2 separate regions of the Homo sapiens genome follow, and region 2 is linked to region 1. Evidence: chromatin loops called from intact Hi-C (ENCODE). Cell type or tissue: ascending aorta. All regions are shown on one strand. Links, peaks and the distances in the headings refer to the core of each region. The heading gives the core; the rest is flanking DNA. Region 1 overlaps CACNA1C (calcium voltage-gated channel subunit alpha1 C). Region 2 overlaps CACNA1C (calcium voltage-gated channel subunit alpha1 C).

Region 1 (8,329 bases), core at 26-8,025:
GATACCTTGCTGTGCTTCGGTTTAACCTCTTGATACCTTGCTGTGCTTCGGTTTAACCTCTTGATACCTTGCTGTGCTTCGGTTTAACCTCTTGTTGTTTTCTGTTAGTCCCATGTAGCTTTGTTCCCTTTTCCCTCTTTTTCTGCCTCCTTTTGGATTAACTGAGTATTTTTAAGGATTCAGTTTCATCTCTTCTGTTGACTTATTAGCTAAAATCCATTGTTTTGTTATTTTAACAGTTGCTGTAGGGCTCATAGTATACATCCTTTTTTTATTATACTTTAAGTTTTAGGGTACATGTGCACAACGTGCAGGTTAGTTACATATGTATACATGTGCCATGTTGGTGTGCTGCACCCAGTAACTCGTCATTTAACATGAGGTATATCTCCAAATGCTCTCCCTCCCCCCGCCCCCACCCCACAACAGGCCTTAATCATCGCAGTTTGTCTTCAGTTGTTACTAAACCCCTTCACATATAGTACGGGAACTTCACAATAGCACACTTAGATCACTCCCTTCCTGGCCTTTATGCCGTTGCTGCCATACATGCTAATTGTGCATTTGTTCTAAACCTCACAATACATTGTTACTATTTTTGTTTAGGCAGTCAATGATCTTTTCAATGAAAATCATATATACTTAACCATGTCAGTACCATTTCTGGTACCCTTGATTCCTTTATGTAGATCCACACTTCTATCTCATATTATTTTCCTTCTGCCTAAAGGACTTCCTTTAACATGTCTTGCAGTGCAAGTCTGCTAGGATTAAAATCTTTTAGCTTTTCTATGTCTGAAGAGAAGTCTTTATTTTTCACTTTTATTTCCGAAGGATATTTTTACTTAGTATAGAATTCTCAGGTGATAGTTTTTCCTTCCATGACTGTAAAGCTATGATTCCACTGTCTTCTTGCTTGTGTTGTTTCTAATAAGAAACCTGCTGTCCCTCTTGTCTGTTCCACTGTACCTAAATGTGTCTTTATGCCCTGGCTACTTCTAACATTTTCTCTTGATCACTGCTTTGAGGAATTTGATTATGATGTGCCTTGGTATAATTCTTTTTTCATGTTTCTAGTGCTTGGCATTCCTTGAGCTTCTGGAACCTGTGGGTTTATATTTTTAAAATTAAAATTGATAAATTTCTGGCTATTATTTATAATTTTTTTTTTGCTTCTCCCCCCATTCCTGTGAGAACTCTAATTACACATGTATTAGGCTGCTTGACATTGTCGAACAGATCACTGGCACTTTCATTTTATTTAATTCTTTTTTTTCTATGTCCTTCATTTTGGATAGTTCCTATACTATGTGTTTATGAATCTTCTCTTTTTTTGCCATACATAATTTGCCTGCCTTCTTCCCTCCCTCATTCCTTATCTTCCTTCCTTTAGAAGAACCTAGGGGGATTTACCTAATTTTATAATGATTATTATTTCAGAACCAATCCAGAGCTTCTGTTCCCAAAGCCAAACTACCGATTGGAGATTCTGGAGGGAGGGAACACAGGGGGTGACATTCCTGGAATTTGGGGGACTTCGCAGGACTTGACATTTTAGAGGCTGGATTAGGGTACATCCAATTTCTCCTGCTTCCTCCCTCTTCTTCTTTCCTATCCCCAAAGTAAGGAGAGTCCTGTGAGCCCAAAGGCACTAGACAGCCCTAGCACACTCTTGGCAGACAGGGCTGAACGCCCGGATTTCCCTCTCAATAGGGAAGACTTAGGGAGCCTCTCACAGGAGTGAGACAGGAACAGCAGCTTTATGGAAACTGAGTTCCAAGTCAACACCCGGAAGAAAACTCAGGCTCCCCTGTAGGCCTGGAAAGCTTTGTCTGAGACAATGACCTTAGGAGGAGGTCACCAAAACCACTCCTTCCCTCACAGCTCATGGGATCAGAGTCAGCTGTGCCTGCTGAATGAGTGGTCAGGTACAGCGCACCCGCCTCCTGCCAGAGAAAAGGAGACCTGCAGTCTGGCTGCGGCAGGTCTCAGCAGAATCTTTAGCTTTCTTCAGGCTTGATCAGCCACCTCAAGACCTGTGCTCATTTAAAGAACAGAGAGTACATGTAAGTTAGGAATGTTCTCGACTTCAAGTAACAGGATACTTAAGGACTCTGAATTGGTTCAGCAGCTCAAGATGCCACTGAGAACCAAGGCTCTTTCTCTCTTTCCACTTCCTTATACTAAGTCTGTTGGCTTTTCATATTCAAGCTGATTTCCTTATGGTTGCAAGATGGTTGTCAATGGGGCTCCAGGCATCACACCCCCATTCAAGGCAGGTGGAACCAGGAAGGAGTGGAGCCAATAACACTCTGGCCCTTTTTTTTTTTTTTACATAAAACAGAGGCTTTCCCAGAAGTCCCTAGCATAGTACTTCTTGAATTTAATCTACACAAGGATCCCCTGGGAATCTTGTTAAAATATAGGTTTGGATGTAGTAGATCTTGGGTAGAGCCTGAAATTCCACATTTTGATCAAGCTGCCAGAGTGTGTCAGTGTGGCTGGAAACTGCATTTTGAGTAGCAAGGTGCAAGGCTACTTCTCCTTACTCTTAGTGACACAATCCAATTAACTAGCTACAACTGGCTGCAAGGGAGGCTGACAAAGTATCTTACCTTTTTCAGGGGAGACTTTGGGTAGCAAACCAATATCAGTCACAGAATTCTACTGAAAATGCAGGGTATGGAAGCATCTGAAGTCACAAGGTTGGGCTGGACAAATTAGAGCCTTCACCTCCATGAGGGAAGACCATGGACCCCTTACTCTATATCCACACTCAGCCTGCAGGGACAGGGCATTATTGCCACGAGCCAGTCTGTCCTGTATACTCACTGGATTAGGGATTCCACTTTCAGAATTTTATCACCTTAGCACCCAGCACAGTGCCCGGTACACAGCAGGTACCCAATACGTGTCTATTACACTGAAATGTTTATTGGCACATGGTCTAAAGACAGTGCCAGGGAATCCTGTGAAAATGCAGTGCTGATTCGGGAGATCCAGGATGGGGATCCAAGATGATGCATTTGGAACAAGCTCCCAGAGGATGCTGCCGTCTGGTCCGAATCCTGGGCCCCACTTTCAATAGAAAGGGCCTAGGACATGCAGAGTAAAGTCCTTCCTCCTGAGTTAGCAGCAGCTACTTGTGCTTCATTCATGCAGGCATGAAGCTGCTTGCAAGGATGTTAGCAGATATTAGATATGGCTGGTGGGGAGGAGTAAGGAGGGCCTTGGCTATGCCTTTTTCCAAGATCCGGGAGCTGGATGCTCAGAGATCTCATCCCTGGCTTCCTTGTCCACTGAAAACAAAACAGCAGTATACCCGGGTGAGGAGAGAGACCAGCCAAGCACGTCTTTCAACAACTCTTAACTTGCTTGGCTCCAGCCACGAAACAGGAACCCGCCATCCCCCTAGCTCGTCCCTGGCCCTCAGGAAGTGCTGAGGCTCTGCCGGGCTGCATGAGTGAGGGGCCGATGTCTTTCAGATGTTGGGGCTTCAGCGGGGGAGTGGGGTAAGCTGGGGAGAGGGAGCATTTTTTTGTGAATATTTTACCCACGGAAAAAGCTGAATTCTCTAGAACAGACCTCTAGATTTTTTTTTTTTTTTTTGGTAGTGGGAAGTGAGTTACTGGAATTTCTTCTGAATTCGAAGCCAAACAAAGTTTCTTGCGGTTTTAGTTACACAAGCGGCTGCTGCCAAGATGGAATGAATGAGAAGAGCCACTGAAAGGAAGAGACAGTGAGGGGCTGGGGGAGGAGGGTGCAGAACAGGACCCAGGCGCAGCACAGAACAGCCCTCCAGGCGGGCATACTGCCCGCTTCTATGCTGTCAACTCTTTAGGGAGAGAGCTCACTGTTCTGTCTGCCTCCCAGGATCAGAATTAAAAAGAAAAAAGGTCTGTGAAAGTGAGGCATACACTGGCAGACACGCACACATGTAAATGATTATCATTGCTTTGTAATTTACCATAATTCCGGCCTGTGCACTCTATGGGGTCCTGCTTTGTTCAGTTTCCTGACTGAGTGGCAGTTGGACGAGACACTTCTGCCCCTAAGCTGCAGGCAGGCGGCTCTCATTTCAGCCTTGTTCCAGTGTGAGTCTGCAGGGAAGGGATGCCCGCTGCTCCAAGGGGAAGCAAGGATAATTAACTTCTACCAGTGATCCCCAAACTTCATTTTCCTTAGAGCCTGAAGCCTCCTCCTTGTTACCTTCCTGGTAGCCACAGAATGGGCCAGGGCCATGTGTCTCCTTTCATTTCTCCAGCCTGCCCTCTGGTGGGCGATGCCCTTCAGTGAGCGGGGCCTGGGGTAGGGCCGTTCTGCAGATCCTGGGTTGGCTTCCAGTGGTGCCTGGCATCTCTCCTGCTCTCTGGGAGGAGGGACGGGCCGCTAAGTGCTGACGGCAGCCTGTCACTCACACCTTGCTCCCTCTGTAGAAACACTCTGTTTCTCTCCATTCCATCCCTGCGTGTTACCTAGCAGGAATTTCCTCTTCCTTGGGTCAAGCGGGTGGGAAGGGCTCATGATTGCTGACTGAACTCAACCCTTTACACTGGGCATTCAATGTCATCACATTGATAACTTGAAATGGGCAGTAGTGGGAACATTTACACCACAAAAACTGGCATATGCTACACCCAGAGCTTTCCTTCCCCCTCTCCTAAAAGCCAGTTGCTAAAACATTTAACAACATACCACTGGCTGGAACCACTTGTGAAGGTGACGTAGGGCTGCAGGGAGAGCCCAGGTAGTGGAGGAAATGGCAGCCTTCCTTCCTTGCCCATAGCCTGTGCCGGCTACAACTCAGGAGCTTTTGGAACTTAGGAGCTCTGTTCTTAAACTCTCCTTAAACACCTCCTCATCCCAGACGGGTTGACTTTCAATGAGAGGACTCTGCTGTGCCGCAGAGCTGGAATCACTCAAAGCAGAGTGATGGACGAGACTTACTTTCGACGTTCCTAGGCTCCCTTCCACCGTTCCCTGGTCTCCAAACCCCATGTTCTTATCTGACGGTATTTCTACTCTTTTTCTCAACCTGTTGCTAACGTGCTCATTCGAGAGAGGCTGGTGCGCACCTACCCAGCGGCTTTTTGGGCGGCAGTGGAAGGGAGTGTTTTATTAGGAATTTACGTTATATGTGCAAGGAATACCACATGGATGGTAAAGTTCAGCCGTTTTCCACTGAAGATAGGGATTCTTCAAACTGCACAGCTTTTCAGGCCATTTCGTTTAGGCGAGCCCTCATGTTATAGTCAGGGAGTTTGAGGCCCAGGGACATTTCCCAGGGGATGAACTCTAACTAAAAATGAAGGTCTCCTAGTCCTGTCGCCTGTTTTCTTCACTCAGCTGTTTAAAGGGATGTTGCCTCGTGTGAATTATGGATGACTGCCAGAGTTATTAGAATGAACAGAGTTACCAAGAGCTAAATACTCGTCATTTATACCTGGCCGGTTCTGTTTTCAGTTGTCCTTTTTCTTTGCAAAGAGCTTTGAAACAAGACTGGCCTGCTTGACCTTCCATTTAGAGTTAATGTCAAAGCTTGCTGAGGCCTGGGAAACAGGTTTGGTTGTTTGCATTAAAAGGGAGTAGGAAGCAAGAACCTTAATTATCCTAGGCTCTGGCCTATTTAATAAGGAATTTGAGAAGATGTCTTAGTGGCTAGTATTCCTAGAACATAATACTTGAAAGTGGAGCGAGCGGGTGAAAATATGCCTTAGGCAGGAAGCCAGATAGGAAGGGCCAGTGTCTACAGGCTCTGCACAGTAAGGACCCTGTGGGAAGATGTCACAGGTAACAGGGCCTGATGGCCCAGCACCCAGCTGCTTTGCAGTAGTTCTGGCTTCGGGGCTTCTCTGGGTGGCTGAAGAACAGGTCTGTGAGGTTCATTCGGGGGCTCTTGTTGATCAAGTGTGGATGGTGTGCCGGACACAGGGCTGGGGCTGCAGAGTGGAGGAGGCGCAGTCCCTCCCCCGAGAGCACTGTGGCCAGTGGAAGGAGACAAACAAGAAACAATGACAGGACCCAGGCTCAGGCTGTCATGAGCAGCCCTCCTCTGGAGAGTGGGAAATGTGCGTTGGGAACTCATGCTTACAACTTTTATGTTTTTTCTTACTGAGCAATGCTCATAACAGGAGAAAGGATTTCTTCACTGTCCCAAAAGAATGTGCCTCAGGACTGAAATTGGTAGTGGCCCTCCCTTACTCATGTGCCCCAAGCACATTGGAACGCCAGAGGAATTTTAAGCAGATTTTTATTCTTGTTTTCTGGAGGCAAAATCTAAAGTGAAGGGTGTGTGTGGAGAGGTCATGCAAGAAATTTGGAAGCTGTGTGCCTTGTCTGGCTGACTGTCCCAATTACCCCGGGCCCAGAGGTGGGAGGTCCCACAGGGGCCTGCCCCCAGTTGACAGAGGGCTCTTTACCGTTAGGACCCCTTCTGGGTTTCTCAAATTATGGCTTTTCCTCCTTCATGGTCTCCTGGTACTTTTAACCCCTTCTCTCCATTTTTCCCAAGGAATATTCTAGAGGAAGGGTTTCTGGGAATGACCTTCCCAAGGGGAGGGATCGGGCAAGTATTGAGTCATTCCTGCTCGTCTGGATTGTGATTGCGACCCGTGCCTCATGGAGTGTCGCTGGATACGCGATCAGTGTCCCTTGAGGCAGTGCTGCACATGGTGCAGTTCCAGAGAAATGAGGGAATGAGAATGAACGTGGCTGCTCGTGTGTTCCGTGGCTGTTTAGGAAGGTTGGGTCAGTGGAGATCAGGGCCCGAAGAGCAGTTTCAGCCTGCGTGGTCTTGATGTGGTCTTGGCTGATGAGAAGCTCCCTCCAATTCTGTGATTCTGGGTAAAGCAGACCATGTGCCATCGGGAGTGCTCCTGTGATTCTTTAAGTTAGTAATTCTCATCCCTGGCCACACATAAGAATCATCTGGGATCATTTAACAAAAAACAATGCCAGGATCCTACAGTCTACTCCACGCCCTTCATTTTCAAACTTGAGTGGGCACCAGAATCACCTGGAGGATTTGTGTAAACACAGATTCCTGGGCTCCAGCTTCCGAGTTTCAGTGGCTCCAGGATGGAGCTTGAGAATTTGCATTTCTAACAAGCTCCCAGGTGACTCGCTGCTGCTGGCCTGGGACCACACTTTGGAAATCACGATTATGAACAGGAATCAGAATTTCTGAAGATGTGGCCTGGGCATCTGAATTTTTTCACATTCTCCAGGTGATTTTAACATATAGCTCTGGCTGAAAACGATTTCTGATCATTGATTTTTTTTTTTTTTTGCATCATCCAATAACTATTCATTGGTCAGACTGTGTGCTAGGCACTGAGTTAGAGTTGAAGACCCTCAAGAATTCCACTGACAACTGAATCATCAAAGGGAACCGAGCCCTGCCCAAGGACATACAGTTGTTTTCCTCTTCCTTGTCCTTTGGAGAAGCACAGCTGAAGCTTCCTGCCCACACCCCAGCCCCTCCTCCTTGAGCATGAATGTGCAGTAAGTATGAGAGCCTGTCATTTACCCTCCCTGGCCTCCCTCTCCAGCCAGCTTCTCTCTGAGGAGTGAGGATTTCTTGCTAAGTACATGATGATGGCCTGTTTACTTTGCTCTGGAGTTTGAGGCTCTTGCGCAGATTCTGCCTTCCTGGACAGTTCAGGAACCAATCAACCAGCTGGCCTTGGCAACCTAGAAAGCATGGTCAGTTGCCCTGAAATAGGTTGATTGCACCCCAGAAGTGCTTTTCCGCCTCTCCCCATCAAAGGTGTTTGCAACCCCATTTTCCCTCTGAGTCAGCTTGTCCATTAATGGGTTTGTGTTCCTTGATGGGGTCTGTTTTTCCAGGGTCTTGAGGAGTGGCCCTTTCCACCCAGTTTGGCTGCGGGGCTGAGAAGGTGCCCTTGCATTTTGTATTGTGTGTCCGTGGTGGGTCTGTGCCTCCCTTCTGTCTGTTTTCCCTCAGGACCACCCACCGCCCCATGCTTGTATCTACAACAGCTATGAGGAAGAACATACAGATTAATCACCCTGCTGCGGGATGCCAGCTACCCAGTGGCTCTGGCAGCCCCAGTCAATGGATCCTGCAGTGTAGCCTTCATCAGTAGAGCTGCCACTGCCAGCACCCAAAAGGTAGCACTAATATGCATGTGTGACCTGAAAATTACAATGTAAATGGTGGGGCAACACATGTATAGGAAGGTAAATTTTAATTAAAAGTCTGTTCTCCAACTCAGCCTGCCTTTAAAGATACAGAAATGCCAAGCTGTCAGGCTGCCGGTCGGGTTAAGAGGGTTCTCTCGTGCACTGTGGACCAAGCTGGGAGAAC
Region 2 (8,329 bases), core at 316-8,315, 53 kb after region 1:
GCACACCTACAGGTCTTGATGGGCTGTGTGCTGGGCACTCCGGAATCTCATTTAATCCCCCTAGTGGATAAGGAACACTAAGTATTGGAGAGACAGAATGATTTACCCAAGGCCAGTGTGTAGTAAGAGGTGCGGCTGGAATTCCAGGTGAGATTGGGAGACTCCAAAACCTGTGCTCTTAATTCCAGCCCTGCCTGGCCTCCTGGATCATGCCCATGGTGGGTGAACTGGGGGCGCTGGCCCCCACGCTGCCATCCTGACTTGTCAGCCTGTTTGCTTCCTCCTCTCTGTTGTGATTTCCTCAAGCTTGTTATTAAATAACAAGCATCCTTCCTGCGTTTTCTCCTGGAATTCTCATCCCACAGTGGCCTAAGGGGAAGGCAAACTGTATGCCTGTGCATAGGAAGCATGACCGCGCCATCCAGCCTCCTTCCAGTAGCAGTGGATGCAGCCTTGTTAGGGTGATTCTGACCCCTTGTTCTCCGTCACCTCACAAGGCGTAACGACAGGGGACAGCTGCAGAGAGAGATGGAGGTTGGCATTCAGAAGCCTTTCTGACAGCAAGAGTGAATCAACACAAAATGAATCACACAAAGACACCATTCACTGTCTCCCCAGAGAGCCTGGAGAAGAAATGCCTGCCATTTGTGTAGCTCTTTTTGATGTTCAAAGCTCTGTGGCACACAGCCCTCCTTAGGGTCTCACAAGAACTCCCTAAGAAAGACAAGACAGGAATTACTTCCCTTAGGAAAGGAAACTGAGGCTCAGGGAAATCAAGTTACTTGCCTCCCGTCATTGGTGACTAGGTCAGTCTTCTAACTTCCTCTTTATCCCTTCTTACTCCTTCTGCAAACAGTACGATGCTGGGCAGAGTGGAAGATCCCTTATTGTCTCACCCTGGGGCAAGGAGATGGGCTAGATCATTCCTAATGCTGCTTCCTGCCTCAGAAGATGAATTTGCCTACAAGAGGTGGGCCCTCCATGCTTATAAATCCTTCTCCTTCAGGTTACCCCCACCTAGTGAAAAAGATTTACACAAGGCAGAAAGTGGGTGGAAGCCATTTGGCCACTCATGATGTCTTATTCTAGAGGAGGCCCCCTGAAGTGAAGGTGCCACAGCATTACTGCAGTTCAGCAGACATTTACCAGCATATGCCAGTCACTCTACTGGAACTGAGGAGAGAGAAAGCCAGGGAAAAGGTTGCCATGGGTTGAGTCAAAAGAACTCATTCTAGGCTCAAAAGGACAGGAGCGCTGGTTCATTAGGATGCTCAACTTCCAACTAGCAGACTGGGCACATGTCCTAGAGAGGAATTGTGCTGTAGTGAGGCGAAGTGGGCTTGGATGTCTGGCAAGTCATGGTTCAGATACTGACTCCAGCCAGGCACGGTGGTTCACGCCCATAGTCCCAGTGACTCAGGATGCCAAGACAGTAGGATTTCTTGAGGCCAGGACTTTGAGACCGGCCTGGACTACATAGTGAGGCCCCGTTTCTACAAAATAATATTTTTTTCAATGTTGACTTTATTTCTTAGCTGTGTGACTTCCAGCAAATTCTTTAACTTCATTGAAACTCAGTTTTTTCAGCTATAAAATTAAGAGAATAAATAAACTGTCCCATTGTATGATGCAAGGATTAAATGAGATGACAGCAACTAAAGGCCTGCCACCATCAACTCTTGGCAATTTATTTCCCTCCTAAATTAGATAGAAATGTCATGGTTTGGGGTTTCCATTGTGTGTTCAAGAAAGATAAGACCGTAACGCCTTTCTTAAATGTCTAAGCTTCATTATCAGAGCTTCTTGCACGTTCTCTTTAAGCTTTTCCCCCATAGACCTATCCAATGGCCCCAGGCTGAGGCACCCATTCCAGGGACTCCCACGCCTGCTTCCAAGCTAGCAGTGGCCTCTCATGAGCCTCAACCCTATTCTGAGATGCTCTGGGTTTGGAGGTTCTAGTATCTCAGCCACACATAGTGCCATTTTACCTTGTCCCAGCTGGCCAAAGTGTGACTGTGATCCCCTGTCTTCCCCCTCACTCACCCGGCAGCCTCATCTTGGCTGCTGGCGATTTTAGGCTGGGTTCCACAAGTGGCCCCAGTGATTTATGATCCATAACTCAGTGGTCTCTTCCGCCATGCCTGCAGGCTCCCACCTTCCGGAAGTCACTGGAATTTAAAACACCATGAAAACAAACATCTGTGATTTACGATGTCAAGAGCCATTTCCTTCCTCTTGAGACAATCTCCAGGGTGATTTTCTTTAGGTCATCTGCTCTGTAGAGCATATTAGTTAAAAAAAAAAAACCTTAAACATAATGTAGAAAGATGTGCAGGTATGGAAGACAGAATGGCAGCACCTTTCCACGGGTGGCAGCCATCAGACAGAGCAGGACATGCACAGCGTGGCTCCCTCCTGTCCCTGGAAGGCAGGTCTGCTCTGTTCTCTTCTTTCACATGTGTCTACTCCCAGCCTTTCCAGGTGCAGGACAGGGCAAGCATCAGAAACACTGGGTGAGGGACCGGCCCTCCCTTTGAGTGCTTCCTCCCTGCACATCTGAGTCCCATCTGTAGACCCAGAGTGAGGACATCTGCCCAACCTCCCTGCAGGCTGTTGTGAGGTCAGCAGAGGCCCAGAAGCCATGGTAACTTCTATAGGAGAGACGCAGGATGAAGAAAGTTGTTGTGACTTTTGCCCAGAATTGTCAAGAATACTTCAAGTGGTATAGATGTTTTTCCCAAAAAAAAGTAAGGCTGAAAAAAATCAAGGCTGATCCTAAGGCTGTTCAAGTACAAACAGTTTGCAAGTAATGGAAAAAGCTATAAAATTTTAATATAGGGAGACCTCAAAGCCTTGAAAGGAAATATAAAACAACTCCAAAAAAAAAAAAAAAAAACAAACCCTAAGCATCCTCTTTGTTCCTCAGTGAAAATTTCCTTACTATTTTAAGCCACATTGATTCCCAAGAGAGAAACTGGCAAAGCATGGATGGAGAAGCTTCATTTCCCTACCACTGCTGTGAAAATACCCTATGCTAATTTAAGGATATAGAATTTTCTAATAAAAACAACCAGAGTGCACTAGGCACGATTATTCCAACCTATCTTTCTATTGTATTGGTCCATCTACTTTGCCGATTTCCAAAGGAATTAGAGACGGCTTTATTACATTTAAGATAATATGAAAGAAGACAAGTATAGCCCCTCTTTGATTTTTATGTTACACATTGGGCAGTAGGTTTTTAAAGAGCCGTGTTTGACTCTGTCCTATTTTGGGGCCCAGGTACATGATTCCTATTTTTAGCAACTCTCTGGTATTGTGAATCTGAGATTTCAACCACCAGTGAGTCAGAAGGTCTGGCTGCCCAGAGATATGTGACTCAGACAGGCAGGAATAGTCTGTTCACCATGAGATGAGGGCTTAAAGGGGAGCTTTTGTGCTTAGTGAAACACGCAAATGAAAACAACCGTTTAAATAGGAACCTATTGCCCTTCCGGAAGGCTCTTTGCCTGTCCCCGAAAATTCTCAGCTCACACCCAGGGAAGAGCTGGTGCTGCTAGCTGGGAAATGAGGCCAACCCCCTGGCTACTTCCTCCTCTTTAGGGGCCCTCTAAGGCATCTGGGCGGAGGTTTCTGGGTGGCTTCAGCCTTCAGAATTAACACAACAGCCTCCTGATGGGCAGCAGTGGTGGGAGAAAGGAGCGAGTGGAGTGCCATGTCGGGCAGGGTTGGGACACAGGATGAGATACTACTCTTTTAAGAGTAAGACACCGCAAGAAAAGGTGGCTTCCCCTGGAAAGGTGGGAAGCAACAGATTGGTGTTTTCTTGATTAGAAATGCTATGGAATTCATTCATCCATTCACCATCCATCCATCCATCCAAACAACCAATGCATATGGGAAGCTGGCTACGTCCTCGGTCCTTTGCTAGGTACTAGGGGACTGGTTTCCATCCTCGAGAAGCCCACAGGCTTGTGGGAGGAAGATAAGCAGGTAGAGAGGCAGCCTGGCTGCAATGCCCTTCCAAGACCAAGGTTTTGGGATTCCAAGTTTCTGAGGTGTTCTGCATGGTCAGTAGTCCCTGAGAGGCCCTTCCCCTGTAGAACTGAGTGAGCATTCAGGGTAAACCTGGCTAAACACAGACTAGCCAGGACCATTGTTTCTGGCCGTATGAACACCCTCCTTTTCCTTTCCTCCAGACTTAGACTCCTTTTGGAGCCAAGCACCCCAAGACTGTAGGCCTTCTCTGGGCGTGAGCCTGAGGGTCACAGTGCTCACCAGCCCTCCAGCCTCGCCACAGTGAAGATGCTTATCATGGAGGCTGGGATAGTTGTGTTTTTCGCTGGTGTTTAGATGTTCCAGTGTTCCATGAAAGCTCCTGAATCTCTTCCCTAAATAACAAAGTCCTGTTTGGTATTTGGTGAAATGTTTGGAGTGCCGTGTTCAACCAAGCTGAACTAAGCTGCTGACAAAATACTGTCTCAGCCCTTTAATAATAATAGCTAACATTTGTATAGCACTCTACAGTTTAACAAAGCACTTTAAATGCACCCAGCCCCTTTGAGATGCGAGGGCAGAGTTATCATGTGCGTTTCACTCAGGAAAAGTGGGCTGCCCAGAGGAACTGAGTAACACCCTCCAGGACCCACCACTGGGGAGGCCAGAAGCTGGCCCTCCTGAACCAGGCACTTTGCCCTTGGCCACCTTCTCTGAAGCCTGTGGTGACCACGCCTCCTCCTCTGACTTCAGGTTTGGTCTTTGCCTCTGGTCTCAGCCCCCTGTAGTATCCCACAGGCAGCCCCCAGGCAGATCTCCTTAATTGTCCCCTTTCTCTGCTTCAGCACCTGGAATGACTGTCCCAGGATTAAGTCCACACTTCCAGCCTGGAATCCCCTCTCTGCACAGCCTGGTCCTATCCCAGGACCCTACACTCCCCCTCACTACCCCCAGCATGCCTTTCCTACAGCCAGGCAGGACTTGGCAGGAGCATGCCACGCCAACTTTAGACCCCAGTGCTGGCTACATGGGGGGAGGAGAGGGCAACTCGTTTTTTAACTATTGACCCCTCCTTGATGTCTGGCAAGGGGCTAATTAGCAGCAAACGTCTTCTGAATCAGTAAGTCAGAGAATCGGTAAATGAAGAAAACGGACATCTGTATAGGCATAATAGCATCCCCATGCAGTCCATAGCAAGAAGAGACCCCAGGGTGGGCGCCTTGTGCACAAGGGTCTGTCTGAGATAGATGCCAAGGCCAATGGACACATGCCGTCCACAGGTCCTGGCTGTGTGGCTCAGGATGCACTGGAGCCAAAAGTGGCTGCATACCAGAAATGTCCCCCCACCCCCACCCCCATGAAGCTGATACAGCTGGAACCATGGTCCCCCTCCCTCCAGTCAGTGACACTGACCACCGGTGGCTCATCTCAGCTGTTCTTTTGGCAGATGCCATTCTTTTGCTCCCCAGAGACTGGGTGATGTCTGAGAGATAGGGTTAGGGTTGGCAAGGTTGGTGTGAAGTGGGTAACTTTGGAGCAGCGAGCGACCCGGTATGCCTGTGCATCCAGGACACAGGGCCCAGGAAGCATGAGAATAGCAGGAGCCTTGGAGGAGGTGCCCTTGGGGGTGGAATAGGGCTCTTGAGGGCTTATCCTAGGCCCAAGGAAATGAAGGGAACTTCTTTCCTTCTTGTCCCTTTCCCCCAACACACCCCCAAGTTGAGCTAGCATACCCATCATGCTAAACAGGTTTAACAGGTTTTATGATCCAATCTGATTATCTTATTATGAGTTACAGATTGTTTTATAGGAAAAATGCTTCCCCCCATATCAATAATAGCTTCTCTTTTAATTTAGAGAATAATTTCAAAATTATAATTACACAAGTACAGTCACGAATTGCTTAACAATGGGGATACATTCTAAGAAATGCGTTGTTAGGTGATTTCATCATATGTGAACATCATAGAGTGAATATACACAAACCTGGATGGTTGAGCCTGCTGCACACCTAGGCTATATGGCGTAGCCCATCGTTCCTTGGATTCCGTACAGCATGCCACTGTACTTCAGTACTGTAAGCAATTGTAATACAATGCTAAACATATCTAAACATAGAAAAGGTACAAAGTACAGTATAAAAGATTAAGAAAGTGGTTTGCCTGTGTAGGTCATTTACCATGAATGGAGCTTGCAGGACTGGAAGTTGCTCTGTGTGAGTCATGAGTGAGTGGACATGACTGCACACTACTGTGGACTTTATTAACAGTGGACTTAGGCTACACTAAATTTATAAAAAATATGTTTCTTCCTGCAATAATACGTTAACCTTAGCTTGCTATAACTTTTTTGCTTTATAAACTTTAATTTTTAACTTGATGACTCTTATAATAACATGTAGCTTAAAACACAAACACACAGCTGTACAAAAATACTCTCTTTATATCCTTTTTTCTATGTGATGTATTCTATTAAAAATTATTTTATTTTATTTTTTGCTTTGTAAATTTTTTGTTAAGAAGTAAGACACGCGCACATAGTAACCTAGACCTACGCAGGTCATCAAGATGTCATGAGGTGATAGGAATTTTTCAGCCTCATTATAACCTTATGAGACCACCATTGTGTATGTGGCCTGTTGTTGACTGCAGTGTTATGCAGCACGTGACTGTCGTACATAGTCATTATCAAAAAATTAAGGGCAGATTTTTAAAGAGCAAAGAAGTTCATTCAAAATCTCAGACCAAAGGGATACTACTCTCTTTTATGTGTATATCCTTCCAGTCTTTACCATGCAAATATGGAAATATATTTTTTTAAAAAAGAATCCTACTACACATATTACTATGTACTTTGGTTTTTAAAAACTATATGTAATGACTGTCCTTTTGTGGCATTAAATATGAATCTGCAGTATAATGTGGAATCCTGTGAAGGTGTCCTGGTGTTCATAATTCATCTGCTGTTTGGTGAGCACGAAGCTGTTTTCACAGTTTCAGCAGCACAGTGAAGAATAACTTTATTCTTCTATATACAACTTTATAATGTACATAATAACATATATATGTAAAATAAATAACTGTATTCTATATATACCCCTTTTTGCAGATGTATTCTAACAGAAGGATTTATAGGTGAAAAGTTATGTTTTTTGCTTTATTTTGCCAAAAGGCACTTAAGAAAGCCTGTCCAAATCTGGATTCTCAGCAGCAGAATATGAAAGTTTCTGACTCCTCACACCCATGCCAACAGGCTGAGCATTATCTTTATTAATCTGAAAGGAAGAAAACAAGTGAATGGGACATAGCATTGGGAAAATGCTTTCTGAACCCACAATTACTCTTCTAAAACACAACCCAAGTGCCACCTGTACAACCTCTAACAAAACATGGCTGAACCCAAGCTGGGGCATTCTTATTTCTACCTGTAGTTAAGATAAAATTCTGATCAACAGAGGGATCCGGAGGGTCCCTGGAAATGTATTGAGAGGAGATTGATTTGATCCATAGCTGAAGTTTCCTTGAAAAAAGACACTGGCTGGGTGTGGTGGCTCACGCCTGTAATCCCAGCACTTTGGGAGGCCGAGGCTGGCAGATCACGAGGTCAGGAGATCGAGACCATCCTGGTTAACACGGTGAAACCCCATCTCTCTAAAAATACAAAAAAATTAGCCGGGCGTGGTGGCGGGCGCCTGTAGTCCCAGCTACTCAGGAGACTGAGGCAGGAGAATGGCGTGAAGCTGGGAGGCAGAGCTTGCAGTGAGCCGAGATTGTGCCACTGCACCCCAGCCTGGGCGACAGAGTGAGACTCCGTCTCAAAAAAGAAAAAAAAAAGACTTGGCCTTTTAATGAAATACAGCGATACGGCAGTAGGCACCTTCAACACTCCCTAGGGGGAGTGGACATGAACGTTTTTGCATGTAAGACTTGGTCGAAAGCCCTGGTCCAGGCCTGGATGTGCCACTTGTTACCCTTGTCACCTGGACAGGCCTCTTCCTGTTTTCACCTGCGGTGGCTTGGGGCAGTGAGGGGAGTGCTGGGGCACTGGTCACACAGATCCTGGTTCCTCCCTGCATCCTGGCTGTGTGACTGGCAGGCGATCTGCAGAAAGATTGTGTCTCTGACCCCTGGGATAGCGTGAGGATTAGAGCACATGGTGCGAGCTTGGCACTTGGTCATTGTTTTCCTTTGGCTCTTTCCCTTTTTCATCTGTTCCAGCGAGGGATTAAACTATCTGATGTCTAAGAACCCCATGAGATCCAATTTCCTGAGGATTCCAAGGCAGCCCAGGTGAGGCCCTGCTCTTCTAAGTATGAAGTTCAGAGTCGCTGTGG

Evidence for each region. Hi-C counts contacts between places; a loop is a spot of excess contacts. Peaks named below come from ENCODE experiments on the same cell type or tissue, not always from the same donor. Only the 100,000 strongest peaks of a DNase experiment are listed, where the experiment ranks them.
Region 2: a loop joins it to region 1, with 2.1 times the contacts of the local background. A loop is called at or near these places in 7 of 110 quality-filtered maps.

Annotation. Positions count from the first base shown.
Region 1 is chr12:2,280,702-2,289,030 of GRCh38, forward strand. All of the region lies in intron 3 of CACNA1C (calcium voltage-gated channel subunit alpha1 C), which reads left to right. It overlaps CACNA1C-IT3 (CACNA1C intronic transcript 3), which reads left to right. Exons shown (of 3, transcript NR_046769.1): 2 at 7,318-7,503; 3 at 7,967-8,044. Among named protein-coding and RNA genes, the nearest start is that of CACNA1C-IT3, 15 kb to the left of the region's middle. In ascending aorta, for the core only: a CTCF peak has its summit at 4,273 (motif pointing left); DNase peaks (open chromatin) are centred at 4,280, 5,940, 6,670, 7,470 and 1 weaker place; H3K4me3 peaks cover 1,759 bases; H3K27ac peaks cover 5,244 bases.
Region 2 is chr12:2,333,145-2,341,473 of GRCh38, forward strand. All of the region lies in intron 3 of CACNA1C (calcium voltage-gated channel subunit alpha1 C), which reads left to right. Among named protein-coding and RNA genes, the nearest start is that of CACNA1C-IT3, 68 kb to the left of the region's middle. RefSeq lists an enhancer at 4,318-4,818. In ascending aorta, for the core only: no CTCF peak of the experiment used is centred there; DNase peaks (open chromatin) are centred at 1,368 and 3,367; H3K4me3 peaks cover 581 bases; H3K27ac peaks cover 7,651 bases.